Regions from separate parts of the Homo sapiens genome. Here all the other regions are linked to region 2. The links are chromatin contacts, found by Hi-C or POLR2A ChIA-PET in ENCODE. All regions are on one chromosome and are shown on one strand. Each heading gives the region's core, a stretch centred on a gene start or an enhancer-like site at or near the end of the contact. The rest is flanking DNA. Distances are from core to core; before and after follow the strand shown.

Region 1 (6,922 bases), core at 3,546-6,045, 1.3 Mb after region 2:
TGCATGATGAGAACAGCTAAAATCTGCTTGTTTAACGGAAATCCCCAATACAATACAATTTTATGAACTTTAGTCTTCACAGCCCATGTTAGATCCCTTGGCTCCTTCATCCTTTATACCTGCTATTTTGTATCCTTTTGACCCACATCTCCCCATTTCCTCCTCCCACCCAACCCCTGTAACCACTGCTTCATTCTCTGTGTATTGAGACAGAGAATCTTTTGAAAAAATGTTCCACATATCAGCGAGATCATGCAACATTTTTCCTCCTGTGTCTGGCTTATTTCACCTGCGTAACGTCCTGCAGGTCCCTTCGTGTTGTGGCAAATGACAGAATCTCCTTTTTTAAAGCTGAATTATATTCCATTGTACATATATATCACATTTTCTTTATCCATTCATCTATCAATGGGCATTGAGATTGTCTCCATATCTTGGCTATTGTGAATAATGTGGCAATGAACATGGGAGTGCAGACGTCTTTCCAAGGTGACTTCATCTCTGATATGGTTTGGATCTGTGTCCCCACCTAAATCTCATGTCGAACTGTAATCCCCAGTGTTGGAGGAAGGGCCTGGTGGGAGGTGATTGGATCACGGGGGCAGAGTTCTCATGAATGGCTTAGCACCCTTCGTACTGTATAGTGAGTGAGTTCTCACGAGATCTGGTTGTTTAAAAGTGTGCGGCACCTCCTCCCTCTCTCTCTTTCTCTCTTCCTCCTGCTCCTGCCATGTAAGATGCCAGCTCTGGCTTTGTCCCTCCACCATGAGTAAAAGTTCCCTAAGCCTCCCCAGGAGCAGATGCCACCATGCTTCCTGTACAGACTACAGAATTGTGATCCAATGACACCTCTTTTCCTTATAAATTACCCAGTCTCAGGTATTTCTTTATTGCAATGCAAAAATGGACTAATACAATCTCCTTTGGGTATATACCCAGAAGAGGGATTGCTTGGTCCCGTGGTAGTTCTATTTTTTATTTCTTTAGGAACCTCCACACTGTTCTCCATAGTGGCTGTGCTAATCTATATTTCCACAAACATTGTACTGGGGTTCCCTTTTTTCCACACTCTAACATTTGCTGTCACTTGTCTTTGCGATAACAGCTATCCTTACTATAGGTGCTATCTCATGGTAATTTTAATTTGCGTTTCCTTATGATAATGATTTTGAGCACCTTTTCATATACCTATTGGCCATTTTTATATCTTCTTTGGAGAAATATCTGTTCAGGTCATTTGCCCAATTTTAAAATTGGATTATTTGTTTTTCTCCTATTGAGTGGTAAGAGTTCTTTATAAGTTTTGGATGTCAATCCCTTATCACATATGTGGTTGACAATGATTTTTTCCCCATCCATTAGTTGTCTTTTCATTTTGTTGATTGCTTCCTTTGTTGTGCAGAAGTTTTTTTTAATGTAGTCTTATTTACTTATTTTTGTTCTTATAGCCTGAGATTTTTGTGTGATGTCCAAAAAATTATTGCCAAGGCCAGTGCTGAGGAACTTTTCCCCTGTGTCTAGGAGACTTTATGGTTTCAGGAAGAGTCTAGGAGAGTCTGGGAGCTTTATGGTTTTAGGTCTTACATTTAGGTCTTTGATCCATTTTGGATTGATGTTTGCATATGGTATAAGATAAGGGTCCAATTTCATTCTTTTGCATATGGAAATCCAAATTTCCATTTGGATTTCCATTTACTGAAGAGACTATCTGTTCCCCATTGTGTCCTCTTGGTGCTCTTATCAATAATTGATTGACCATATATGTTTGGATTTATTTCTGGGCTCTCTGTTTTGTTCCATCAGTCTATGTTTCTGTTTTTATGTTAGTAACATACTGTTTTAATCATTGTAACTTTGTAATATAATTTAAATCAGGCCAGGTACAGTGGCCCACACCTGTAATCCCAGCACTTTGGAAGGCCGAGGTGGGTGGATCACCTGAGGTCAGGAGTTAGAGACCAGCCTGGCCAACATGGTGAAACCTTGTCTACTAAAAATACAAAAAATTAGCTGGTCGTGGTGGTGCGCACCCGTAGTCCCAGCTACTCAGGAGGCTGAAGCAGGAGAATCTCTTGAACCTGGGAGGCAGAGGTTGCAGTGAGCCAAGATTGTGCTACTGCACTCCAGCCTGGGCAACAAACAAGAGCAAAACTCCATCTCAAAAAAAAAAAAAAAAATCAGGAAGTACGATGTCTCTTTATGTTTCTTTCTCAGTATTTCTTTGTCTATTCAGGGTTTTTTTGTGGTTCCACCTGAATTTTAAAATTGTTTCTTCTATTTCTGTGAAAATGCCATTGGAATTATGATAGACATTGCATTAAACCTGTACATTGCTTTGGGTATGGACATTTTGGATAACCTAGAGGAAACGGATAAATTCCTAGAAAAATGTAACCTACCAAGATTGAATTGGAGGAAATAGAATGCTTGAACACACTAATAACAAAGGGATTGAACAAGTGTATTAAGCCATTTTCACATTGCTGTGAAGAAATATCTGAGACTGGGTAATTTGTAAGAAAAGAGGTTCCGTTGGCTCATGGTTCTGCAGGCCATACAGGAAGCATAATATTGGCATCTGCTTCTGGGGAGGCCTCAGGAAACTTACAATTATGCGGAAGGTGAAGGGGGAGCCAGGCCTCTCACATGGTGGGAGCGGGAGCAAGAGAGAGAGGGGGAGGTGCCACAGAGTTTAAAATGATAAGATCTCAGGAGAGCTCACTCACTATGGTGAGGGCAGCACCAAGGGGATGGTACTAAGCCATTCATGAGAAATCCGCCCTCATGATCCCATCACCTCCCACCGGGCCACACCTCCAACACTGGGGATTACATTTCAATATGAGATTTGGGTGGGGACAACATCCAAACTGTATCAAAAAAGTAATTTAAAATCTTCCAACCAAGAAAAGCCTAGGACCAGATGGCTTCATAGCTGAATTCGGCCAGCCATTCGAAGAATTATTATCAGTTCTTCTTAAACTCTACCAAAAAAATAGAGCTAGAGGAAATATTTCCAAACACTTGTTATGAGGCCAGAATCACCTTAATACCTAAGCCAGACAAAGATACCACACAAAAAAATGAAGCTACAGGCCAATCTCTATAATGAACATCGATGTAAAAATCCTAATAAAATATAAGCAAGCCAAAATCAAGAACACACAAAAAAGACTACATGTCATAACCAAGTAGGGTCTATTTCTGACAGGCAAGACTGGTTTAATGTGCACAAATCAATCAATGTGGTACGTTACATTAACAGAATGAAAGATAAAAACCACACAATCATCTCAGTTGAAACAGAAAAAGCACTTGACCAAGTTCAGCATCCTTTCTGGATAAAAACTCTTAACAGTTTTGGCATAGAAAGAAAGTTTCTTGACATAATAGAGGCCATTTATGAAAAAACCACAGCTAACACCATAATTAATGGGGAACAATCAAAAACTTTCCTACTGAAATCTAGAACAAGGCAAGGATGCCCACTCTCTCCACTTCTATTCAACATGGTACTGGAAGTATGAGCAAGAGCAATCAGACAAGAAAAAGAAATAAAAGTCATCTAAATCAGAAAGGAAGAAGTAAAATGATCTCTATTTGCAGATGACATGATTCTATATACAGAAAATCCCAAAGATTCCACACAAAAAAACCCTGTTATATCTAATAAATAAATTCAGCGAAGTCATAGGATGCAAAATCAACACACAAAAGTCAATAGCAGATCTACACAAAAACAACAGCCTAGGTGAAAAACAAATCAAGAAAGCAATCTTATCTACAAAGGCATTAAAAAAATACTGAGGAATAAATTTAACCAAGGAGGTGTAATATTTGTATACTGAAAACTAGAAAACATTGATAAAGAAATTGAAGATCTAAATTAGTGGAAAGCTATTTCATGCTCATGGATGAGAAGAATTAATATTATTAATATCTGTACTCCCAAAACAATGTACAGATTGAATGCAATGAGGTCAGGGGGTTTAATTGCAAGTAAAAAAAATAAAAGAAAGAAAGCTTCTTCAAAACAGCCCAAGAAGAGAAGGGAATTTATTAAAACAGGAGGGTCCCAGAGATCCAAGGCTGGACATGGAGCAGCTTCAGGAAGGCAGGAGTAGGGACCCAGAAAGTTGTCAGGAGATCTGGAGGTAGTGTCTTAGGCTCCTTGTGACTATCTCTCTCTTTATCTCAGTCTTCCTTCTTATTTTCCTTCCTTTCTCTCTCCCTCTCCCGCTCCCCGCCTTGTCTCAGTATCTCTCCTGCATGACTGCCTCTTTCTATCTTGTCTCTGCCTGTCTCTGTCTCTCCCTCCCATAACTGCATTTCAACCTTTCCATGATTGAGTCTTCTCTCTGCCATTCTATGAGCAAGTGGCCAAACACAGCCAGTCCAGCCCAGCTTTATGCCTCCTTTCAAATAACCAGCCAGGAAGGCAACCCAGTATCCCTGATTCTCAAAGCCAAAGTCACAGGAGAAAGAAGCTGATTGGCTCAGCTCAAATCAGCCTGCACCTCTGGTCTAATCAGCTGTCGCTAGGGGAGCAGAGAGGTACAAATATGGCCCCTGAGGTTCCACCTAGGGGAGAGGAGGATACAAGAGAAGGGAGCTGGAGGGCTGGCCAGGAGCACAGATGCCCACCACACCTGCCTGCCCAGTTGGACCCTCTCAGAGACGGGTTTTGACCTGAATTGAGCTTTGGTCCTCTTGGCCCCTTGGCCACGGTCACGTAGACTGCTAGCTGAGCTCCATTCCCTTCATATCTGCACATGGTACTTCCCGTCTCTGAGTCTCTGCTTCCTCATTTGTGAAATGATAGTAACAGCCCCTCCCAGTGGGGTGGTTGCAAGACGACATGAAGTTGTGTGGGCAGAGGACCCAAGGCCTTGCTGGCCACAGTGACTATGACACATCTGAATTCCCTAAAGTCCTACAGTTCCCGTGGTCCTCGCCTACCTGCCCCACTCCTCCCTTCTTCCCCTACCTCCACCATCTTCCCCCACTGCCAGTACGGCCCCAGGATGCTTGTGGTTACAACCAGTGAGATCTACTGCCCTCTACCACCACCCACATATCGCTAATTTGAGAAACGCACACCAGGGTGTCTGGGTTTAGCTGTTGAAACCACACATTCTGACCATCTTCTCAGTCCACTGAGCCTCCGTGGTCAGCCTGGCTGAGCTCTTTGTGGACCAGACATTGTTCTGCGGTCCCCACTCTAAAATCAGGTGGGGGCAGCATTAAGGAAGCCTTGGTGCCTATAGGATATCAGACACCCCAGATGCCTCAGGGATCTCCTTGAATGCTGCGCTACACACTATGGACAGATGCAACTGTTGATGTCATTTCTTTTTTTTTTTTTTTTTTAATTTGAGACGGTGTCTCGCTGTGTCGCCCAGGCTGGAGTGCAGTGGCGTGATCTCGGCTCACTACAACCTCCACCTCCCAGGTTCAAGTGATTCTCCTGCCTCAGTCTCTCAAGTAGCTGGGACTACAGGCATGCACCACCACACCTGGCTAATTTTTGTGTTTTTGGTAGACGGGGTTTCACCATGTTGGCAAGGCTGGTCTCAAACTCCCGACCTCAAGTCACCTGCCCACCTCAGCCTCCCAAATTGCTGGGATTACAGGAATGAGACACCACACCTGGCCCGTTTCTTCTTATTTTTGTTATTTTCTTATTTATTAAGCCAGCGTTCCCCGCTGCCTACTCTCTTCTTACTGGAGGCTGACCACTGGGGACTTCTGTATCTATGGAAGATGTGGGTGTTGAACTTGGGAACCTCAGGCCATGACATAAGGCTGAACAGGCCTCACCATGTCCTTTGGGTGCAAGAAGATCACGTGGAGAGGCACATCCAGCACCCAGCCCCAAGGCCCACCTCCTTGTCCCAGAACCCTAGTCTACCACAAATCTCCCACCTTCTGCCCCAACAAGAGAGTTCGGGTTGTTCCCAAATGGAGTCTTCCATGGACCTATGAATCTGACCAGGGCACCTCAGCTGGGCTGGCCTCTGAGCATGTTTTTTGCTTTTTGTTTTCTTTTTGAGACAGAGTCTTGCTCTGTTGCCCAGGCTGGAGTGCAGTGGCATGATCTCGGCTCACTGCAACCACTGCCTCCCAGGTTCAAGCGTTTCTCCCAGGTCAGCCTCCAAGTAACTGGGATTACACTTGCCCACCACCACACCCAGCTAATTTTTGTATTTTTAGTAGAGCTGGGGTTTCACCACGTTGGCCAGGCTGGTCTTGAACTCCTGGTGACCCACCTGCCTTGGCCTCCCAAAGTACTGGGATTACAGGCATGAGCCACCGCACCCAGGCCCTGGCCCCTGAGCCTTTGCTGCACCAGCCTCTGTTCCACACAGACCTTTCCTGTGCCTTGACCCAGCGCCAGACCCTTCCTGACAGCTCCAGCCCCTAAGACCTGGGCAGCTCCTGGGTCTGTGATGGAAAGCTTTATGCTCACTCAGGAGGTCTCTACCTGGAGGTGCTTAAGCCCCAATGCAGAAGTTGATGAAGCTGCTTTCTAAGTTCAAAAACCTAGAGCTAGCTTTTCCCTTGGGTGCAGCACACACCTCGGCAGGAGGATGGGGTTGGGGGTTCAAGTCCCAGCCACCACCTCAAGTCTGGAACTCTCCTTTTTGTTCAGGCCCTATTGCTTACTCCAGAATCCATATTTTCTCATGGTACATTTCCCCTAGGAGGCCCTGCAGCCACCCACGCCACCCCACGACCCAGCTTCCATCTCGGCTACAAATAGAAAAACTCTAACTCGACTGGTAGACACTCCTGTCTCACAGAGGGGAAAACTGAAGGCCAGCAGGGCTGTTCCTGGGTCAGTTATGTCCATGGCTGTATGATAGGTTGGGGTACTGGTCCATAAATATTCACAGGCCTCCACCTGCCCTGGGTGAGTATA
Region 2 (6,769 bases), core at 3,249-5,748:
AGATAAAGCATAGGAGTGAGAAATGCTAAATTAAAGGTGGGACCATAAACAATTTTTCGCTCAAATAATTTTCCAGACTGTAAGTTCCTTGCTATGAGTGCTGACACATAAAACAGGAAGCACAATAGGCATCTCTTATATGATTCAAATTACAAACTGCTTTATTAAGAGCCAGCTAAATACTTTCATTTTCTCTTATTAGTCCACCATATTATGCAGCCAGTTCAGGTCTACGGCATCTGATTTTAAAATGCCAGAATAAAGTTTATGCTTCTTTAACTGTCATATATGTATACATCATTTTACAATTCTCTTAATAAAAATGTAAACCTTAGGGCTTAGTTCTTCTAATTAAAACCATTGTTTTCATTCTTGTTAACCTATGTGAGGAATATAAGCTACTGAAATGGACTGTCACAGTACTTCCCCGTTTAGAAAACTTAAAAATAATTAGTTTTGTTCTTAAAAAATGATATTTAAAGCATAAGCACAATTTGGATCTCTAGCTAAAAGACAAGTAAAAACCAAAACAGCAATGGAAACAACCTGTAAGCTAGAAACTCAGTACTGGAGAAAAAGGAATTGAATTGCAATTTAAAAGACTGCTATAATATGTGATTTTGCCGTTAACGTGTGAAGTATATATGACTCAAATTTTACTTCTTAAATACACTATGTGGTTGAACTGTTTTAAAATAAATATTAGATATAACTTCCAATGCATTCTTTTTTTTTTTTTTTTTTTTGAGATGGAGGAGTCTCACTCTGTTGCCTAGGCTGGAGTGCGGTGGTGCGATTTCGGCTCACTGCAACCTCCGCCTCCCGGTTTCATACGATTCTCCTGCCTCAGCCTCCTGAGTAGCTGGGATTACAAGTGCGCACCACCATGCCCGGTTAATTTTTGTATTTTTAGTAGAGACAGGGTTTCACCTGTGGGTCAGGCTGATCTCAAACTCCTGACCTCGTGATCTGCCCACCTTGGCCTCCCAAAGTCCTGGGATTACAGGCATGAGCCTCGGCGCCCAGTCTCAATGCATTCTAATAGGGCAATAATGAGATAACTACTTCTTTTTTTTTTTTTTTTTTGAGACGGAGTTTCGCTCTTGTTGCCCAGGCTGTAGTGCAATGGCGCGATCTCGGCTCACTGCAACCTCCGTCTCCCGGGTTCAAGCGATTCTCCTGCCTCAGCCTCCGGAGTAGCTGGGATTACAGGCATGCGCCACCAGGCCCAGCTAATTTTTTGTAATTTTAGTAGAGATGGGGTTTATCCATGTTGGTCAGGCTGGTCTCGAACTCCTGACCTCAGGTGATCCACCCGCCTCAGCCTTCCAAAGTGCTGGGATTACAGGCGTGAGCCACCGCGCCCAGCCAACTTTCTATTTTAACAAGTATAACTAATATTAGTGATGACGAGAAAAATACTTTCTTTGAGATAGAACTTACTTCTGCCTATCAAATCATAGCCAATGGATAACTTCATCCTTCATATTACCAAAGTCCTTAGCTCTTTAATTATTCTGATTGTAACAGGATAATCTATCTGGAAGTTTTGGGTTTTTATACATCTACTTTTATTCCACTAACATATTTCTTGGAAGAGTAATGCTGATCTACAACAGTAATATCCGATAGAAATATGTGAGCCATTATAATCCGAGTAATTTTTAATTTTCTGGTAGTCACATTAAAAAAGGTTAAAAGAGGCTAGGCGTGGTGGCTCACGCCTGTAATCCCAGCACTTTGGGAGGCGGAGGCGGGAGGTGGGTGGATCACTTGAGGTCATGAGTTCCAGACCAGCCTGGTCAACATGGCAAAACCCCATCTCTACTAAAAATACAAAAATTAGCCTGGTGTAGTGGTGCCTTCCTGTAATCCCAACTACTCAGGAGTCTGAGGCATGAGAATTGCTTGAACCTGGAAGCAGAGGTTGCAGTGAACCCGAATGGTGCCACTGCACTCCAGCATGGGTGATAGAGAGAGACTGTCTCAAAAAAAAAAAAAAAAAAGTTAAAATAGCTAAAATTATTTTTAGTAATATATTTTATTTATCCCAGTTTATACAAAATATCATTTCAACATGTTGTCAATATTAAAATTACTGAGATATTAAAAAAAATCTTGGTACTAAGTCTTTGAAATCTGGTATTTTACACCTAAAGCACATCTCAATTCACAGAAGCCACATTTCAAATCTTCAACTGTCACATGTGGCCACTGGCTAGTACTGGACAGTGCAACTCTAGAATATTTAAATTATAAAGTAATACTTAGAACTTTTATCAGGAAATTGAGGTAAAACTCACACTTACACTTAAAGCTTTAGTAAAATTAGAGACGCTGATCATAACATTCATGAGACTGGATGCAAAACATGAACTTATTTTTAATTTTCAGCTAGCTTTATTTTACCCATGCTTCCTTTTTCCATCACTAAAAAGTGAAACTTCAACACGGTACAAACTAAACAGTAAGTAGTTACTAAAACCTTGTTATGAAGTTTTTTTTAGCGTTCTTAGCTATTGCAAACAATGTAGAAGTTCAACTTTTGAATATAAAATCCTGAGTGTAAAGAAGAATGCTTTGCCAAAATGCAAATTTTTGGTTTTTTCAAAGTGGAAGACAGCAAATTACAAAAGCAGAGTATGATTTAACAAAAATATATGAACAAAGGACGTAAGTCTTCTTACATGTCAGGTTACCACAACAGAAATAACAGATCAGGGGTAACTCAAAGGATCCACTAATGAACACGAGTGTAATTAAATCCTCATAGAACAAGTGCCTGTTTGAATTATAACATCTGCTTTTTCTAAACGTAACTAGAATATGTTTCACATTCTGTCCTCCTAGCAATTTTCCAAACTCTAAAATTTTGAAAACATTAATCTCCAAATCAACGAAAATGTCAATATTGAAAAGCAGTCTTTAACAGGATGTAACGACCTCTATTTCTTCAAAAATTGAACGTGGAAGTAAACAACGTAAGAAAGGCATGTGAAGCTACAACAGTGGTATAGCTTTTTAGACAGCTAAAAGGTTTTTTAAAAAGGAGAATCTATTAATATTCTTAATATCGTAAAAAGCTTTTAACTAAGTTTGTATGTTTAACCATTAAAAGGCTGCACTGGCTAACATTTGTTTCTTTGCTTTTGAGTGACTTTATACCACTGTGGTATAGCAACGTTAGCTTTCTCAGGTTAACCAAAAGTTCCTACTGGAACTTAAAAGTTTGGCCAATACAAAATTGGAAAAAAGATTACTTAAAGCACTTTATTTGGGATACAAACTCACCCACCCACAATGGGTAGGGGGAGAGTAGAAATGAAAAAAAGGAAGGCCGTGGGTAAGGGGAGAGGAGGAATTAAAAAGGGAACCCAAGGGTTATGAAAATATAAATAAATCACTGGATTAGATTTACTTTATGCCAGTGATTACTTGAGTCAATTTTGGTGTGAAGGATTTATCTGCCGGTATCTTAAACGGCTGCCTTGGGATTTGAAGGATGGAAATGACAGCTACCCTCATCTTCTCCCATCCTGAAAGCTAAGGATAGAAAAAAGTACAGCTGCTTCTCTGGGAAACAAAGATGCTTTCTACCATTCTTCTAAGATGGTGGAAGAGTCTCCTCAAGAGGCTACACCAAAAAGGAAAAATGAGAGAGGGAAAGAAGAAAGCCATAGCAGAATTTCCTGGCTGTGTTTCATGCCATTGCTCCTAGCCACAACCCCTGTGCAACCACTCAGGTCCGGCCGTCCCCATCCTGGGAGGTTAAGCCCTCCCAGGGCATTGTTTGGCCGGGGTTCCTATTTACCACTCAGATCGCCTCCACCACCCTCTACGCTAGGGTCTCGGGAAGCCCCAGGGCAGAAAGCTGAAAAGCTAGGAGAAGACTTGGTTTCGAGGACCTCTTCCAAACCCCCTTACTAACTGGTGTAGAAAAGGGAGAGTGAAGCCGGGCCTTTGCTTGGGTGGGTTCGTTAGGGGTCAGAGGCGTCCGCTCGGCCAGTGTCGAAGGAAGGTGGCCATTTGAGCCGGTCGCTCCGCATCGAAAAAGCCCTACCAGAGAGAGGGGCCTCCGCAGGGCCCGGGTTCCATCCGAGTGTCAGGTGCGGCCCTCAGTTCCCAACCCTCGAGGCACCAGGGGCGACAGCGCACAGGCCCCAGGGCTGAGACTGGTCTCCCGCCCGACCGCCGGGGACCAGGCACCCGGGCTGGGGCCCGAGCCGCATCGTGCCCGCCCCCGCCCTACCTGAGGGGGCCCGGGCGGGGTCGCTAAGGGCCGCTCCCGGGAGCCCCGCGACGGCGCGGCTTGGCGACGGAGGCGCCTCGTCTCGCCGGGGCAGAGCTCGGCGGAGGTTTCACGACCTCAAACTCCATCGGGAGCTACAGGGACAGCCCCGTTGGCGGCGGCGAAGGCCGCGACGGGGCCTCCTCCTCCTCCCTCCACCTCCGCCTCCTCCTCCTCCTCCTCCTCACCACGGAGGCGGACCTGGAGGGATCCCGATCTAGCTCTCGCGAGAAGTTACTCCCCACTTAACGCGAGATTACGCAAGCCCGGGAGTCGGGAGTTGGAAGGAAAGCGTAGTAGCCCCAGCCACCCAAACTGCGAATCAACTTCCCTCTGCCTCAGCGGATCCACCCCGATCACGTGACAAGGGAGCCCCGGAGCACTGTGGGAGGTACTGTGAGAAGGACTAGGCAAGCCGAAGGGATTGATGGGAAATTCCCTGCACATTCATCTGCGCCTTGAGCCGGCTTCCTAGACGCTGGTTTGAGCGAGTGTCTTAACTCCCTTCGTGAAAAGCGTGGAATCCATTGAGCAGAATCTGATACATCTGTGTCACATTCTTCTTCACACTCCTGTGATGACATGCCGACAGGATCCCTCAATCCCTTTACAAAGATGTCAAGTAATCTCCCCATTACAAAAACAAGAAGAAAACATGTATTTGGCAGGCACTTCCACATCTCACTTCTTTATTAAAGAGAAAACTCTGTTTCTAGACAAAGAGTCCAAAGTGGGGGGGGGAGGGGGGGAAGAAAGCTCTGAGCTCCTCAAAAGCTGGCAAAAATAAAAAATTTAAGCACAAATTCTGGCATCATATCTCAAATATTTGTTGAAGCTTTTTACACAGCGAACTAAGGTAAGAATTATTCTTACAGTTTATAATTTATAGATGAAACAGACTTGGAATAGGGATATCAGAATTAACATTTATAAACTACTTAGTATGTGTCAGGCAGGTCCTGTGTTAGGTGATATTTAATTTTAAATATTTTAGTTTTATTTACATTTCATTTAATTAGCAAAGTGATCCTAGAAGACAGATACAATGTACCCCTTGTTACTGATGAGAAACTAAAGAATGTAGGCTAGAAAATGACCATGACGCCGGGCGCGGTGGCTGATGCCTGTAATACCAGCACTTTGGGAGGCCGAAGCGGGTGGACCGCCAGGTCAGAAGTTAGAGACCAGTCTGGCCAACATAGTGAAACCCTGGCTCTACTAAAAATACAAAAATTAGCCGGGTGTGGTGGCGGGCACCTGTAATCCCAGCTACTCGGGGGGCTGAGGCAGGAGAATCACTTGAACCCGGGAGACGGAGGTTGCAGTGAGCCGAGACCGCGCCATTGCACTACAGCCAGGCGGGGGGGCAGTGCCAGACTCCGTCTCAACAAAAAAAAGAAGAAAAAAAATGACCATGACTTGTAATTAAACTCAAGGCACTTTCCAATGTGAAATCAGATGCCCAACAACAAAAATATCGAAGTAAACCTACGATAAATTAGAATATGGAAAGGTTGCTTCTACAGTTTTAACAAAATATATAGTTATTACCTATTATATTTGTCTGAATGACAGGCAAAAATCAGTGTTTTTGAAAAAAGATTCATTGGCCACATCGAAGACGTTTCTTCCACACATTATCTTTTTCGTTCTCTTCTCTTTATGAAACATATGCCAGGCCTAGAGAACTGTTAACAACCAATAATTGTTTCAGTAATTTCAACTGGACAGTGATAGGTAATTTACATGTACATATTTGTTTTCCACCCTACTGTGTATATATATATATACACACATATATACATATATGCACATATATACATATATACATACATATAAATATATATACACATATATAGATACATATAAGTATATATACACATATAAACATACACATTATATATACATATATGTACATATTTTTTTTTTTGAGACGGAGTCTCACTCTGTCACACAGGCTGGAGTGCAATGGTGTGATCTCAGCTCACTGCAACCTCCACCTCCTGGGTTCAAGGAATTCTCCTGCCTTAGCCTCCCCAGTAGCTGGAATTACAGGCACCCGTCATCATGCCCGGCTAAATTTCTTTTTTGTATTTTTGTAGAGACGGGTTTTCACCATGTTGGCCAGGCTGGTCTTGAACTCCTGACCTCAGAAGACCCGCCTGCCTCGGCCTCCAAAAGTGCTGGGATTGCAGGCGTGAGCCACCAGTCCAGGCCAAATTTTTCTATTCTACTGGATATATTTACATTTCACTAGACAGAAGAATATATATTTCTGATAATCCGAGATTTTTCAAAGGTGTCCTGGTCACCATATTTATTTTTGAGATGGGGTCTTGCTCCCTCAGTTAGGCTGACTGCAGCGGTGCGATATTGGCTTACTGCAACCTCTGCCTCCCAGGTTCAACGGATTCTCCTGTCTCAGACTCCCGAGTAGCTGGGATTACAGGCAAGCGCTACCATGCCCGGCTAATTTTTGTA
Region 3 (7,280 bases), core at 3,551-6,050, 1.3 Mb after region 2:
TCTGAGGTCAGACTGACTGGGTTCAAATCTCAGCTCTGCCTCTTATGAGCTATATAATCTCAAGCAAAGCATCTGGTGCCTCAGTTTACCCATCTATAAAATGGGGTTCATATGAAGAGTAGTTACCTCATAGGGCTGCTGGGAAGATGAATGGGTTTAATACACAGAAAGTGCCGGATGTGTAGTGAGCACAAAGCACTTCCTCCTTCCTGTTGGACATAGCACACGCTTCCTTGGGAAGTTACATGCTAGAGAGAGCCAAGGGTGGGGAAGCCACGACCCTGTGAGGCAGTGGTCTAGCTCGGCACCTACCCTCCTCCTGCCCCAGCTCATCTGGTGGGAGGAGAGCCATGGGGGAGGGAGGGTGAGCACTCAGCTACGCGAGTTTGTGGATGCTCGAGGGCAAGGCTGTGCCCAGTTCATCTCTGCTCCCCTGGCCCCAGCACAGGGTCCGGCAGAGTGGGCACCATGGGCATTTGCCATCTGGACAAAAATGTGAACATGTGAATGGGAGGGGAGATGGGGTAGAAGATGGGTGTCGGTGGCTTATTTGGGAGACGGTGATCACAGGAAGTAGGAGAGAGAGAGTGGGGACAGTGGGGCAGGGAAGAGAGAAAAGCCAATAAGGGTCTTCCTGTGCAAATGAGCAGGTCCCTGGGTGGGCGCACGGGGCTCAGTTCCACTGGGGCCCCGCCAAGGGTCTTCACTGCCCGCCGCCCCTCCCTGGGGGAGGGCCTCCCCTGGGGACTTTTGCAGCCCTGACATTTCTGGGTTACCCTGTGTGAACTTGATCGCTGGGAGCTCCTGTGGTGCCGGAGAAAGCCCAGGCAGGGGACTAGGGGTGAGAACATGTAGTGGGGACAGTCCACTGCAGGGCAGGGAACTCAAAGGTGCTCCAAGGAGATATGGGCGGTACATCAACAGAAGCTGCTACAGGGCCATGTTGAACATCCAGACCCACAGACAGACCTGAGGGTGGACACATCTGCCTGTGGACGGCGGACACGTGTACTACTCCTGGCCACATGCCAGATTCACAAACTCAGGGCTCCTTTCCCTTCCCCACAAACATCCCCCAACCTCCTTGATTCTGCATGTGCTGCTCCTCCTGCCTGGAAAGGCCTTCAGCTACAACCAACCTGAAAAATTCCTTTAGGTGCCTGTTTGGGCTCCACTCAAATACCATCTTGTGCACCAAGCTTTCCAGTCAAAAGGAATCCCTTCCTCCCCCCCAGTCCCTGGGGGCTTCCCTTGAACCCCAAACATGACCCTTACTGGCAGCCATCTGGTGTTACAACAACATAGATGCTGACACATCTGTCCCCCACCAGCCATGGGCTCCTCAAGAACAAAGAGCATGTCTGTGTCACAGCTGTACCCCCAGTGCCCAACACAGAGCCCAGCGTGGATGCGGTGCCTCAGTTTCCTCACATGAATCATGGGGGGATAATGGCATCCACTTCATCCTGTCCTGGGGAGGGTCTGATGAGTGAATGTGTTTAGACTGCTATACTTGGAGCAATGCCTGGCACTAGGGAAGCATCGGACACATGTTATTCTCATCAATATGGTTCTGAATGGACTTGGAAGACCCAAGTGAAAGCAGTGCCAGCTTCTATGGGGCACCTACAACTGCCCTGTGTCACCCTGTTTTACAGATGAGGACACTGAGGCCCGGGAAGGGTCACACAGCTAGACAGGGCACAGCCAGGACCTGAGTCCAGGTCTGTGACCACAGTGCCTGTGTCCTCTCCTGCACCATGCTGCTGCAGGCCCTCTCTGTCTCTCTGTCTCTCTCTGTCTCTCTTTCTGCCTCCCTGACGTTCTCCCCACCCAGGGGTAGCTCTCCAGAGGCTGTCGCAGGTAGTGGATGAAACATGGACCTTTTTTTTTTTTTCCTTAAGACAGAGTGCCGTGGTGTGATCTCGCCTCACTGCAACCTTTGCCTCCCAGGTTCAAGCAATTCTCCTGCCTCAGTCTCCCGAGTAGCTGGGATTACAGGGGCCCGCCACCACGCCGGCTAATTTTTGTATTTTTATAAAGACGGGGTTTCACCATGTTTGCCAGGCTGGTCTCGAACTCCTGACCTCATGATTCGCCCGCCTCAGCCTCCCAAAGTGCTGGGATTCCAGAAATGAGCCACTGCGCCCAGTCGGACATTGATTTTTAACAAACGTGGGTTCAAATCCTGGTCTGCCATTCACCAGCTATGTGACCGTGTTGGGCCTGTGGCATCCGCTCCCTGAGCCTCAGTTTCTCCACCGTCTCCTGAGGACTTGAGGACACTGTCTAAAGGCAGGTTTGCCATAGCACTGTGAAAGCATCGGCTTTGGGGCTCCTCACTTGCACAGGCCCTTTTGGAATACAAATTCACTTTCATAGGTAAGTTTGAATTTGATTCTTTTGTCTTCAGGCTCCCCACTCCAGTCTACCCCAAGACTCTCTCTCAGATCCTTCTAGCTGGGATGAAAGACCAGGGGCAGGGTGGCAGAGCACCCATGTTTACCCCACTCCCATACTCTGCCCAGAGGTCGGGGCCTGTCCACCGTTGGGCCTCATGTCACAGATGGGGACATGGCCTGGCAGGGCGAAGGGACTTCAGGAGATCATACAGTAAGTTAGTGTCACAGCCGGACTTGGAGCCACATCTCCCAGCTTCAAGGCTCCCTGTTGTGCTGTGGGGAAGGGGTGCACAGGGCTGGCCCGGGGACAGGGCCTGTTCCTCACTTATGAGTGCCGTGGGCTGGGGCTCAGAGGGTGACTTGGTGCCTTGTAAGGGGGCCAGGGGCAGCTGTGGGTGGGGGTGTCCGGGGATTACTGCTAAAATAAGTAGCAGCTTCCTCTGAAACGCCTCTGTGGTCTGTGGAGGGGAAGGAAGTGGAGGACCGGAAACAGGGGAGGCAGAGAGGTGAGAGGCTGAAACTTCTGCCAGCATAGCAGAGACCAAGCTGGGCACCCCCCACCCACCCAGACACAACAGTTGGCCTCTGCCAGGCTGCAGCCTTGGGGCTGCAACCAGGAGGGCCTGGGAAGCTCAGGCCCAGCCCTAATATGGCCACCCAGAGGCTAGAGAATCCCTCTAGGTTGCTCCTGGCTGGCTGGGCTTCTTCCCTTCCTCAAGACACCAGTCACTTCATGCACCATTCTCTTTGCCTGGAATGCCCTTCTCTACATTTTCCTTTAGGGCCCAACACCAATGTCACCTCTTCTGGGAAGCCTTCCCTGACCACCCACCACACACACACACACACACACACACACACACACACACACACACAGAGAGAGAGAGAGAGAGAGAGAGAGGCAGGACAAGACAGCCACAGACCTTCATCATGAATAGTGGCATTCACTGTGACAGTGGCGTTCATCCAGTGCTTCATGTTTATGAACTGCTCTGCATGGATGATCTCATTGAATGTTTACAAAAACACAATGTGTGGTTCTATCAATAGCTTCATGTTACAGACGAGTGAACCAAGGCTCAGAGATGAGCAACTTCCCCAAGGTGGCATAGTCAGAAAATGGCTGAGTGGGGAGTGTGACCCAGGTCTGACTCCACAGCTAGGTCATTGAACCATGCACTATCCTCTGAGACTGGGATGGGATCAGTGTTGTGCAACTTGCCTGCTCCAAGGAGGCTGCATTGTGACCCTAGCAAAGCTTCATTTTCAGCCTTGCCCTTCCCAGCACCCCTGGAGTAGCTGGGAGCTATAGAGTACTCTAGGGAGAGAGGGAAACCAGCTTGTAATGAGGAAGCATTTCCATGTAAACATTTCTGGTAAACTGTGTGAAGGGATCTCAGAAGTATCTCCAAGCCCTTGATACTGTCTTGGGTTTTGTTTTCTCCTTCTAAATAAATGCTTTTGAATCTAATTTTGTATTCTGTTTCTACAGATGGGGCTTCCAAAATTGAAAAGCTTCAGACTTCACAAATCCTAGGTCCACCCTGCGGTGCCCTGTGACTTAACCACAACCACTGCACTGCCTGGGCTTCCCCAGCCCTCTCCAAGGCCCGCTTTCACTGTACCGGGGTTTTCTATTTATGGATCCGCCCTGCTACCCGCCACTCCCACAACCCCCACCCATAGATGGGCCATGAGCTCCTCATGGGCAGAGGGCGAGCCCTGGTTTCTTGGTACCCTAGGGACTGCTTGGTATATAGAAGCCCAGGACAGATTTGTTACATGAGGGAATAAAGGAGTAAATGAATGAGTGAATGAATGAATATGGGTCCCTTCAATGCCATCAGGAAGTATGAGAGATACAACTCCAGCTTTAAAACTCCAGGTCAGCTGGGTATGGTGGCTCACCCTTGTAATCCCAATACTTTTGGAGGCTGAGGTGGGCGGATCGCTTGGGCCCAGGAGTTCAAGACCAGCCTGGGCAACATGGTAAAACCCCATCTCTACAAAAATTAACTGGGCGTTGTGGCATGCACCTGTCATCCCAGCTACTCGAGAGGCTGAGGTGGGAGAATTGCTTGAGCCCCGTTAGTGGAGACTGCAGTGAACTGTGATCGCACCACTGCACTGCACTGCAGCCTAGGCGACAGAGTGAGACTCTGTCTCAAAAAAAAACTCAAGGTCCATCTCCCTGTGTGCCAACCCTGCATGGGTGTTGAGGGTGACTGACAATTTGGACAGGGTTCAGCTGAAGCCAGTCTCTAGCAAGGAGGCCCAAAGCCCCTCCGGTCACTCTGCTCCCTACAGAGGCAGCACTCTAGGCCCCAGGCCTGGACCTCAAGGCTGCAGCAGGGCCCCTGGCCGCCCCCTATAGCCTTGGAAGCCCCTGAGAAGAGGCCCTTCAGTGCAGCTGCAGCAGGTCAGACGCCTCCTCTGGAGAAGAAGGAAGTGAAAGTGCTGTGGTGGGTGAGTCATCGGAGTGTCCCTCTGGACGGATTGATGCCATGAGTGGCATAAGAGGGACAGGCTGGGAGGGAAGAGACACCAGGGTTAGGAGCCCTTTTAGTATCCTCCAGGAAGGCCCCACCTCACCTCCCAGCCCCTCCCAGACACAGGGGTCTTCAGCTTGGAGAAGAGAATGCCTTGGAGATGCCATCTTTGTCCTAGTCTCTGAAGTGGGTAGAAATTAGACAAGGTCCACAGCAGAGGGGGAAGATGGAGTCAGATGGGGAGGTCACAGAGGCTAACTGGTTGCCACCAGGGCCAGGCTCTGGTGGGCTGGCTGCTGCCTGGCAGTAGTGATGGCCAACAGCAAGTAGGGTGGTCTCCTGCCATGGGTCAGGATGTGGATTCTGGATTTGAACCTCATGTCCTCAAACCCCAGCTCTGCCCCTCATGAGCTGCAGGATCCCAGGCAAGTGGCTTCCCCTCTCCTTCCTCTGCTGTCGAGTGAGATCATAGCACTTAATGCATAGGATGAGCAGGGCATGATTAGATACATTACTGTATGTAAAGTGCATAGAAGAGTGCCCGTTCCCAGGAAACCCACAATAAACAGTAACTACTGTATCAGGCAGCATCTCATCAGGAAGCCTGAAATGCCCTAGGTTTTGAACAGAAGGGATTTAATACAGGGGCTTGTCTTCCAATGGAAGGACTGAGAAACAAAACAGGGAATGGTGCAGCCGCCCAGGGATAGGACTTTGCAGTCATATTCTACTTCCTACTGATGCTCGTCCTCAACCTAGTTGCTTTATGTCTCAGAGCTTCAGTATTTTCACATGTAAAAATGGGAATAAAAAGGACCTTTTTTAATTTATTTTTTTATTTTTTAGATGGAATCTCCCTCTGTCGCCCAGGCTGGAGTGCAGTGGCGTGATCTCGATTTGCTGCAACCTCCGCCCCCTGGGTTCAAACAATTCTCCTGCCTCAGCCTCCCTAGTAGCTGGGATTACAGGCATGTGCTACCACACCCGGCTAATTTTTGTATTTTTAGTAGAGACGAGGTTTTGCCATGTTGGCCAGGCTGGTCTCCAACTTCTGACCTCAGGTGATCCGCCCACTTTGGCCTCCCAAAGTGCTGAGATTACAGGTGTGAGCCACCGCGCCTGGCCGATATTTTTTTTTGAGACAGAATCTCACTCTGTCTTCCAGGCTGGAGTGCAGTGGCGCGATCTCGGCTCACTGCAAGCTCCGCTTCCCGGGTTCAGGCCATTTTCCTGCCTCAGCCTCCCAAGTAACTGGGACTACAGGCGCCTGCAAGCACGCCCAGCTAATTTTTTGTATTTTTAGTAGAGACGGGGTTTCACTGTGTTAGCCAGGACGGTCTCCATCTCCTGACCTCGTTATCCACCTGCCTCAGCCTCCCAAAGTGCTGGGATTACAGGCGTGAGCCACAGTGCCCGGCCGATATTTTGTTTTTAAGAATGAAATAGGATAATGTAGGTAGAGTGTTTGGTAGAGTACTGGCTCAGCGTAAGGACTCAACAATGATCCTAGCAATCGCTTATGCAACACGCTAGTTCTCATGACAGTTCTATGAAGCAAGTACTGTGATCACTATGACTCCTATTTAACAGAAGAGAAAACTGAGGCATGGAGAGATCAAGTCACGCAACTAGTAAATGGCAGAGCTGATCTGAACCAAACTGTTGGGCTCCTAAGTCCCACCCTTAACCATTACACTATGCCCCCTTCCCATTTCACCATCAACAGCTCTCTCCCCAGTCAGCCTCACTCAAGCTCAACGCCGCTCTCCTTCTCAGAATTTTACCCAGGGCCTCCAACTCAGATCAATAACCAGCATCTGCTCCCAAGGGTAACACCTGACACCTGACTTCTCACCTTTTTCCCAGGCCTGGGGCCCTGGAGTCACCAGGGTTTGAGTCCTGACTTTGCCCATTTTCCAGCCGTGGAGCTTGTAGAAGGCACTTCTCTTCCTAAAGCTTCCGTTTCCTCCACTGCAGCATGGGGAGGGAGGCTTGTCCTAAATTTGTTGGCCTGTGGTGGAGACAATTTGAAGCCACACTCACGGAGCAGGTCACACTGGAAGCGTATGTGTGTTCAGTGTGTTCCCTGGAAGCGTATGTGTGTTCAGTCCATGAAACTCTGATCAACAGTTAATCATATCCCCAGAGTCCTGGGGACACTGCCAAGTATTTCTTTGCTTTTCCCAACACGTTCTCAGCCCCTGCAGTGTGCATCGTGGGCAAGTGTGCTGGGCAGTCCTGTGTGCTTGCCCCTCTCCTGCAAACTGCTTTTCCCAGTTTCCTTTGCCAACTGGCTTCCTGTTAGGTTGGGCCAAGGGGAAGCACTGGCAGGAGATTGGAGCATGGGAGGAGGGGACAATCTGGGTATTTCTCCCTCCCTCTGCTTAGG
Region 4 (6,219 bases), core at 1,058-3,557, 1.7 Mb before region 2:
TGATATTGATAAAAATGAACACTCCAAATTCTGTTGCAAAGTTGAAGTATGCAACAATGATAAAGTTTAACTGTAATACAAAAAAAGCAACAACTTTTTAAGATGTAGCTTTAATTTCAAGGGATTTTTTAATAGCTATTATAATCTAAGGTTTTACGTCTTTACAATAACTGCCATTTATTGAGGGCCTAACACATGCCAGCTACTTTATAAACAGTCTCTAATCCTAAAAACTCATTTTTCAGATAAGGAAACCGAAGTGATCTACCCGTGGTCATACTACTACTAAATGGAGAGCTAGAATTAAGGCCCAGGTTTAACTCTACATGTAGCTCTCCAAAGCTATACTCCTCTCTCATTCATTCAAAAGATATTAAACACCCACTATGTGCCTGGCACTGTTACAGGCACTGATTTACTATATGCCAAGCAATGTGCTAAGGGCTTTCTTTAAACCCCATTTAATCCTAGCAACAACTCTAAGATGCAGGTCCAATTATCCCCTTTATAGATAAGGACACTGAGTCCGAAAGGTTAAGTAACTTGCTTAAGATCACTTAACTAGGAAGTGGCAGTACTGGAGGGAGAACCCTTGACAGTATGACTCCAAAACTCTTAACCACGACATACCTCTAGGCATGATCAAATAAAACTGCCTAAACAGAACTTGGAAGAAAAAATTTGGAAAGGCTTGGGGGAATAAAGGGGTAGGAGCTGGATTACTGCAAGGTCAAGTTTGTCTTCAACAATCAAATCTAAATAAAAGGCAGTTGTTCCTCTACAATATTTACCTTAGAAAAATAAAAGAATTTTTTAAAGGCAGTTGGGATAGTAACGAAATGAGCAGTAAACTTTGCAAGAGTTCAAATCTGGGCTCTGACACTTGCTGTGGGGTCACCAGGAAGGCACCTGTCCTCTTGGAACCCGTTTCTTCTTCATATATGAAACTGAAATCCTGGCATCTCTCCTTTGGGGTTTGTAAGCATGAGGATTTGCCAGTGTAGTGGTTGACTTTATGGACTTTAGGTCATAAAAGGGTAATCAGCTGTCATCCAATGCGAACACAGTAAAAAAGGAATAAAGTTGTAACTACATTATAAATGGTCATGTCTGTAACCCTAGCCTAATTTTTGAATGTAGTACAGAAACCACCAGCCACAGTGTGAGCCGAAGCCAGTTTGTAATGTACCATCAACAGCCAGACACACATCACAACTTTAGGCCTCAGTTTCCTCACTTATGAAGTGGAGACAACTTATCTCCGAGGGCTACGCGGGGCAAGATAAATAGGTACAAAAATACATAAATATGTACCTGGCCCACAGTTAAAACGCTTAAAACACTCCAGCTCTGTCGTCTTCTCTTAGATTCTAGAAATGCCACAACTTTCTCTTATTTCTAGATGCTCTGTAGGTTCAGGGCCGTAGAGGCTGTCCACGGGCCTCACAGGAACGCACCAAAACCAGGACATCGCAAGCACAGGCGCACAGACCCAGACCCCGGCCCCGGCCCGGCCCGGCTGCAGGGCCGGGCTCCCCACATCGACAAGGACACCGGAGCTGCCCCGAGACGCCAAGAGGGCTGCGAAGAGCTGCCTTTGTACTCAGAGCCAGACGCGGCCTACGGGACGGGACCGCCACGTCTGGGGCTTGCGGGCTGCAGGGCGGCGCGGCACGCGTGGGTACACCCTGCGGGGGCGGGCTGCGGCCGCGGGGAACAGCGGCGAGAGGGGGGCCCGCGGGAGATGCGGTCCTGCCCAGCCGCGCCGAGAAGGCGGGGAAGGCGAGGCCGGAACACACCCTTCCCTGCACGCCTCGGAGCGCCCCGCCGGTTGGGGAGGGCAGGAGGCTCAGGCCGGAGCCGCGCAGGGGACACCTCCGCCCCCGCCCAGGAGTCCTGTCAGGCCGGCGCCGCGGCGCTCACCGCCGACCCACGGGCTAGCCACGGCCTGACGGGGCCTGGCCCCGGGGCGCCGCCCGCCTGCGGCCCAGTCTCCACCGTCCCCACACACGCCCCTCTGAAGAACCCGGCGCGAGGAGGTATCAGCCGGCCGGACACTACGGAAGGCCCGGGTTACCTGGGGGGTTGCTGGTGGCTGGGCAGCTTTCCGGGCGGGAGGGGGGCGTCAGGACCAGGAACAGGAGTGCGGACGCAGCGGGAGAGGGGGCGGGGGCGGTCGACCGAGGCGCCGGCAGGTACACTGGCAGGCCGAGAGGTGCAGACGCGCCGGCAGCAGTAGCGGCAGTAGCAGTGGCAGCGGTGACTGCTCCTGTGCTCCCTCAGTATCTTCCTCGGGCTGGTCCAAGATGGCGGCGCTCCCTGCACAGGGTTTCCTGTCACCCTCGCAATGGGCCGGACCACAAAAGAAGGGGGAGAAGATGCGCGCGCAGCTGGCGGAGCCCGGAAGAGGGTGGCTGAGGCCAGCCCGCTAGCCACGCCCCTTCCTCAGCCCTCACCTCTGGACTTGTCGCGCCGCCGCTGAGGCCCGCCCCACGGGCGCTCGCGCCCGGAGGGAAGGTGGAAAGCGCGTATGCGCAAGCGCAGTCGCGTGTCCTCGCCTCTTGGGGGAGCTACTGCGCAGGTCTGCGTGGAACCTGGTGGGGTGCGCCTGCGTCTTGGAGAACTAGGGTTGTCGCTCGTGGAGACTTTTGAACAATTTTTAAAGCCAACATTTACCACTTATTGGACGCTTACCGTATACTGGCCACCATGCTAAGCATGCATTTACTGCATTCATTCAACGTGTATTTATGGGGGCATTTACTGTATATACCGCTGTATGCTTCGTATATACCGGTCCTGTCCAACAAACGTCGGAGGCACGCATCCCCATTGTATCCATGGAGAAACTGAGGCTCAGGTTGGTCAACTCTCTTGTCCAAGATCACGCAGCTAGGAAGTGACCCTGCATTTCATCTCTATTTTGACTTCACTTTGGGGTTGCCTTTGACAGGGTGAGAGAAATGTGATATTTTTCACAATTTGTCTACCACCTGCCATCTTCCAACTTGCTCTGCCATAATCACTGCCCCAGAAGGTTTCGTGCTTTTCGGGTGCAGGGACACGTTTTGACTTTCTTGGACCCTGAGCACTTTTGCCTTGTGGCTTGTACATTACACACACACATATATTTCACACACATGTAAGTTAAATATATGTATAAATATTTAACATATTTTACAACTGCATTGATATAAACATGACGTATCAATATTATATAACAAAATATTTTCTCTGACCTGAAAGTTCATTTTTTTCTTCTGACTTTAAAAGAATGTAAGCCGGCCGGGCGCGGTGGCTCACGCCTGTAATCCCAGCACTTTGGGAGGCCACGACGGGCGGATCACGAGGTCAGGAGATCGAGACCATCTTGGCTAACACGGTGAAACCCCGTCTCTACTAAAAATACAAAAAAATTAGCCGGGCGTGGTGGCGGGCGCCTGTAGTCCCAGCTACTCGGGAGGCTGAGGCAAGAGAACGGCGTGAACCCGGGAGGCGGAGCTTGCAGTGAGCCGAGATCGCGCCACTGCGCTCCAGCCTGGGCAACAGAGCGAGACTGTCTCAAAAAAAAAAAAAAAAGGAACGTAAGCAAGGAGGGCTGGTAGTCTGCGCCTGTAATCCTAGCTACTGGGGAGGCTGAGGAGAGAGGATCGCTTGAGCCCAGGAGTTCTGGGCTGTAGTGCACTGTGTCACTAGATAGAGTGTCTGCACTTAAGTTCAGGAGGGAGGGACCACCCAGGTTGCCTAAGGAGGGATGAACCGGCCCAGGTCGGAGATGGAGCAGGTCAAAACTCCCGTGCTGATCAGTAATGGGATCATACCTGTGAACAGCCACTGCACTCCAGCCTGGGCAACATGGGGAGACCCTGTCTCTAAAATAAATAAATATTCATTTTTGTTGGCCCCTAAAAGTATTGGAGGCCCTAAGCCCTGTGCATACTGTACTGTGCCTAATGGATAAGGTGGCCCTGCCTTAGTTCCCCACCCCCAAATTAAATCAATCTTTCTCTTAGCGTTCAGGACCTTTTATGAACTGGTTCTGCCATGAACAAGTGAGATTTCACTGTAAAAGTGTGTGCCAGTTTGTACATCTCATATTTTCAGAGACCTGGGTTCGAATTCCTGCTCTATAATCTAATGGTATGCAGTTGTGCATGTCACTTGATTTCTGAGATTGTCAGTCTTTTCTGCAATATGAAAATAGTAATATCTCTCTCAAATAGGTCTTTGTGAAAATTAAATGGGATAGTATATGCAAAATATCTGGTATATAATAAGAAATGGAAATGATTATTACATGATAATCTAATCTAAGGTGATATTGAAATCCTTTTGCAACCCTAGAGGTCTAGGCTTCTATTTCCACATTCTTTAATAAGTATAGTTTGTTGTCACACTTTAACATTTTTGAAACTAAGAAATTTGCCTGTGCCAAGTAAAGGAGAAAACTGTGAACCAATGATCATTAATTGCCCAGGTATGAACTTAGACCTGGCTAGTAAGTTTCCTTATAGCCATTATCACCTGAAGGGAGATCTTTATGTATAGCTGATGTTTATTCAACACTTACTATGTACCAGCAACTGTCCTAAGAATCATGCATATTTTCTCATTTAATCCTTACCACATCCGCATGAAGTCAGTACTATATTTACCCCATTTTATGAATGAAAAAACTGAGTGTCATACAGATCTAAAGTCGTTTAGGTGAAAATTGGGTGGGACTTAAATCTGGCAACATGTGACCTCAGGGCTGTACTAAGCCCTATTCCATTTCCTCCCTTATTTGCTCTTGTTTCACAATAGCCAGCTTAAATGCAGGTCCCTAACTGCTGCTTTCCTATGTGAAAGACATTACACTTTGATGCAGCTTTGAACAGAAACACTCTTGTGGATGCAGAGTGCCTATCACATGCTAAGGAATGCAATTAAAAAACAGTAGGAATGGTCAATTCTTTTAATAAGTCCCAGAATTTTCAAAGTGAGGAGAGTGTATGTGACCAGTTGCAGCATAATTAAGAGGGACTGTCCATTGGGTGCCAAACATCCATTGGGGTTTCTACTTAACTTTTTTAAAAAGTTGTTTCTATAAGAAGAGATGTATACATGGAATAGTCACTGCAGCACTGTTTGTAATAACAAAAAACTAGAGACAAACTAAATGTCTATCACTAGAAAGCTGTAATAGTAAATTATAGTACATCTATATTGTGAAATACTATGCAGCCATCAAAAAGAATGAGGCCCATGTATATGTCCTGATATGGAACAATGTCTAGGAAATACTTGGAGGGAAAAAAGCAAGGTGCAGAAAACTAAATAGTATGCCAACATTTGTTAAACTATAAGAGGAGGGCAAAGAAGACATGTATGTTTATGTAACTAGACATTGAGAGGGGTTTATTCCATGTATACATCTCTTCCTATTGTCCTGGATCTGTTGCTGAAGCCCAAACTTGAAAATAAAAAGCCCACAAGGAGCTCACATTCTACACTGAAAAAACTGCCAGTGGCTGGGGCCAGCTACCTTCTAGCAGGGAATTTGAAGAGCAGTTGTTGAAGAAGTCAGCTCTTGACCAACTTCTACCTCCACTCCACTACTCCCTCACCTATTCCCCATTTCCAACCCCATCCCCACAGACACACCATCACCAGTAATCTGTGGAAAGAAAGATTGGAGACATGGGAGGGAAGTCAGCCTTTAGGGAAATTGTAATGTCATGGAAAGAGACGCCTTCTTTCTGTCCCCTCATGGAGACTGTGTCCTCATCTAGAACCAAAGGAGAGGGGCTCCAAAAGAATCACCAGTGAGGATTGGGTGTGCCTGCAGGAAGATGGGACTGACAACTCCCTGGATATCTATCTGTTTGGGCAGCACTGATCTGCTCTGCCCTATTGCTTCCTGCACAAAGGAGAACACAGATGGAGAGAGACAGCACTGGAGGGGCTTTGGATGGTGTGGGGAGAACCTTAGATGAAGAGGGGCTGAAGTTGCTTCCCCTTATCCCTTCCTCCCACCTTGACTTTCTAGTCCCAGATTGGAGTACGGCAAAGAAGTGTCCATCAGAGAGGAGTGTGGCATAATGACACAAGCTAACCATCTGCTGGAAGATATAGCAAATGTGTGAGGGGTCACCTGTTCCTGGGAAGATGCCTGGAATCCTCCAGGTGTGCAGGTTGTTTGTCACCTGCTCTGGCTTCATTTCTGCTTGTATTTTT

Evidence for each region. A loop is a pair of places that touch in the nucleus more often than their neighbours do. ChIA-PET counts read pairs that join two places held with the same protein, here RNA polymerase II (POLR2A). Pooled maps may share reads with other maps.
Region 1: a pooled map shows a loop between it and region 2 (4-fold over the local background). The contact joins the enhancer-like site here to the promoter of RC3H2 in region 2. A Hi-C loop is called at or near these places in 2 of 37 single-sample maps with no recorded cell type and 6 of 50 pooled maps.
Region 3: a pooled map shows a loop between it and region 2 (2.5-fold over the local background). The contact joins the enhancer-like site here to the promoter of RC3H2 in region 2. A Hi-C loop is called at or near these places in 3 of 37 single-sample maps with no recorded cell type and 7 of 50 pooled maps. POLR2A ChIA-PET finds 5 or more read pairs at or near these places in 1 of 52 experiments (activated B cell).
Region 4: a loop to region 2 is called in a map of CD4-positive, alpha-beta memory T cell, with 16 times the contacts of the local background. The contact joins the promoter of RAB14 here to the promoter of RC3H2 in region 2. A Hi-C loop is called at or near these places in 1 of 168 maps with a recorded cell type or tissue (CD4-positive, alpha-beta memory T cell), 3 of 37 single-sample maps with no recorded cell type and 8 of 50 pooled maps.

Annotation. Positions count from the first base shown.
Region 1 is chr9:124,192,741-124,199,662 of GRCh38, forward strand. No RefSeq gene overlaps it. Among named protein-coding and RNA genes, the nearest start is that of NEK6, 62 kb to the right of the region's middle. Within about 2 kb of position 4,796, at least 9 of the 41 ENCODE cell types and tissues checked have a DNase peak (open chromatin) inside an H3K27ac peak, as active enhancers do.
Region 2 is chr9:122,900,861-122,907,629 of GRCh38, forward strand. It overlaps RC3H2 (ring finger and CCCH-type domains 2), which reads right to left and starts at 4,499. Exons shown (of 21, transcript NM_001100588.3): 1 at 4,250-4,499. RefSeq lists a silencer at 3,954-4,603.
Region 3 is chr9:124,214,016-124,221,295 of GRCh38, forward strand. No RefSeq gene overlaps it. Among named protein-coding and RNA genes, the nearest start is that of NEK6, 40 kb to the right of the region's middle. RefSeq lists enhancers at 3,016-3,095, 4,005-4,164, 4,735-5,094. Within about 2 kb of position 4,801, at least 16 of the 41 ENCODE cell types and tissues checked have a DNase peak (open chromatin) inside an H3K27ac peak, as active enhancers do.
Region 4 is chr9:121,199,562-121,205,780 of GRCh38, forward strand. It overlaps RAB14 (RAB14, member RAS oncogene family), which reads right to left and starts at 2,308. Exons shown (of 8, transcript NM_016322.4): 1 at 2,078-2,308. It also overlaps a transcript of GSN not described here and the pseudogene RN7SL181P. RefSeq lists silencers at 1,490-1,739, 1,760-2,229 and enhancers at 1,922-2,421, 2,240-2,459, 2,730-2,889.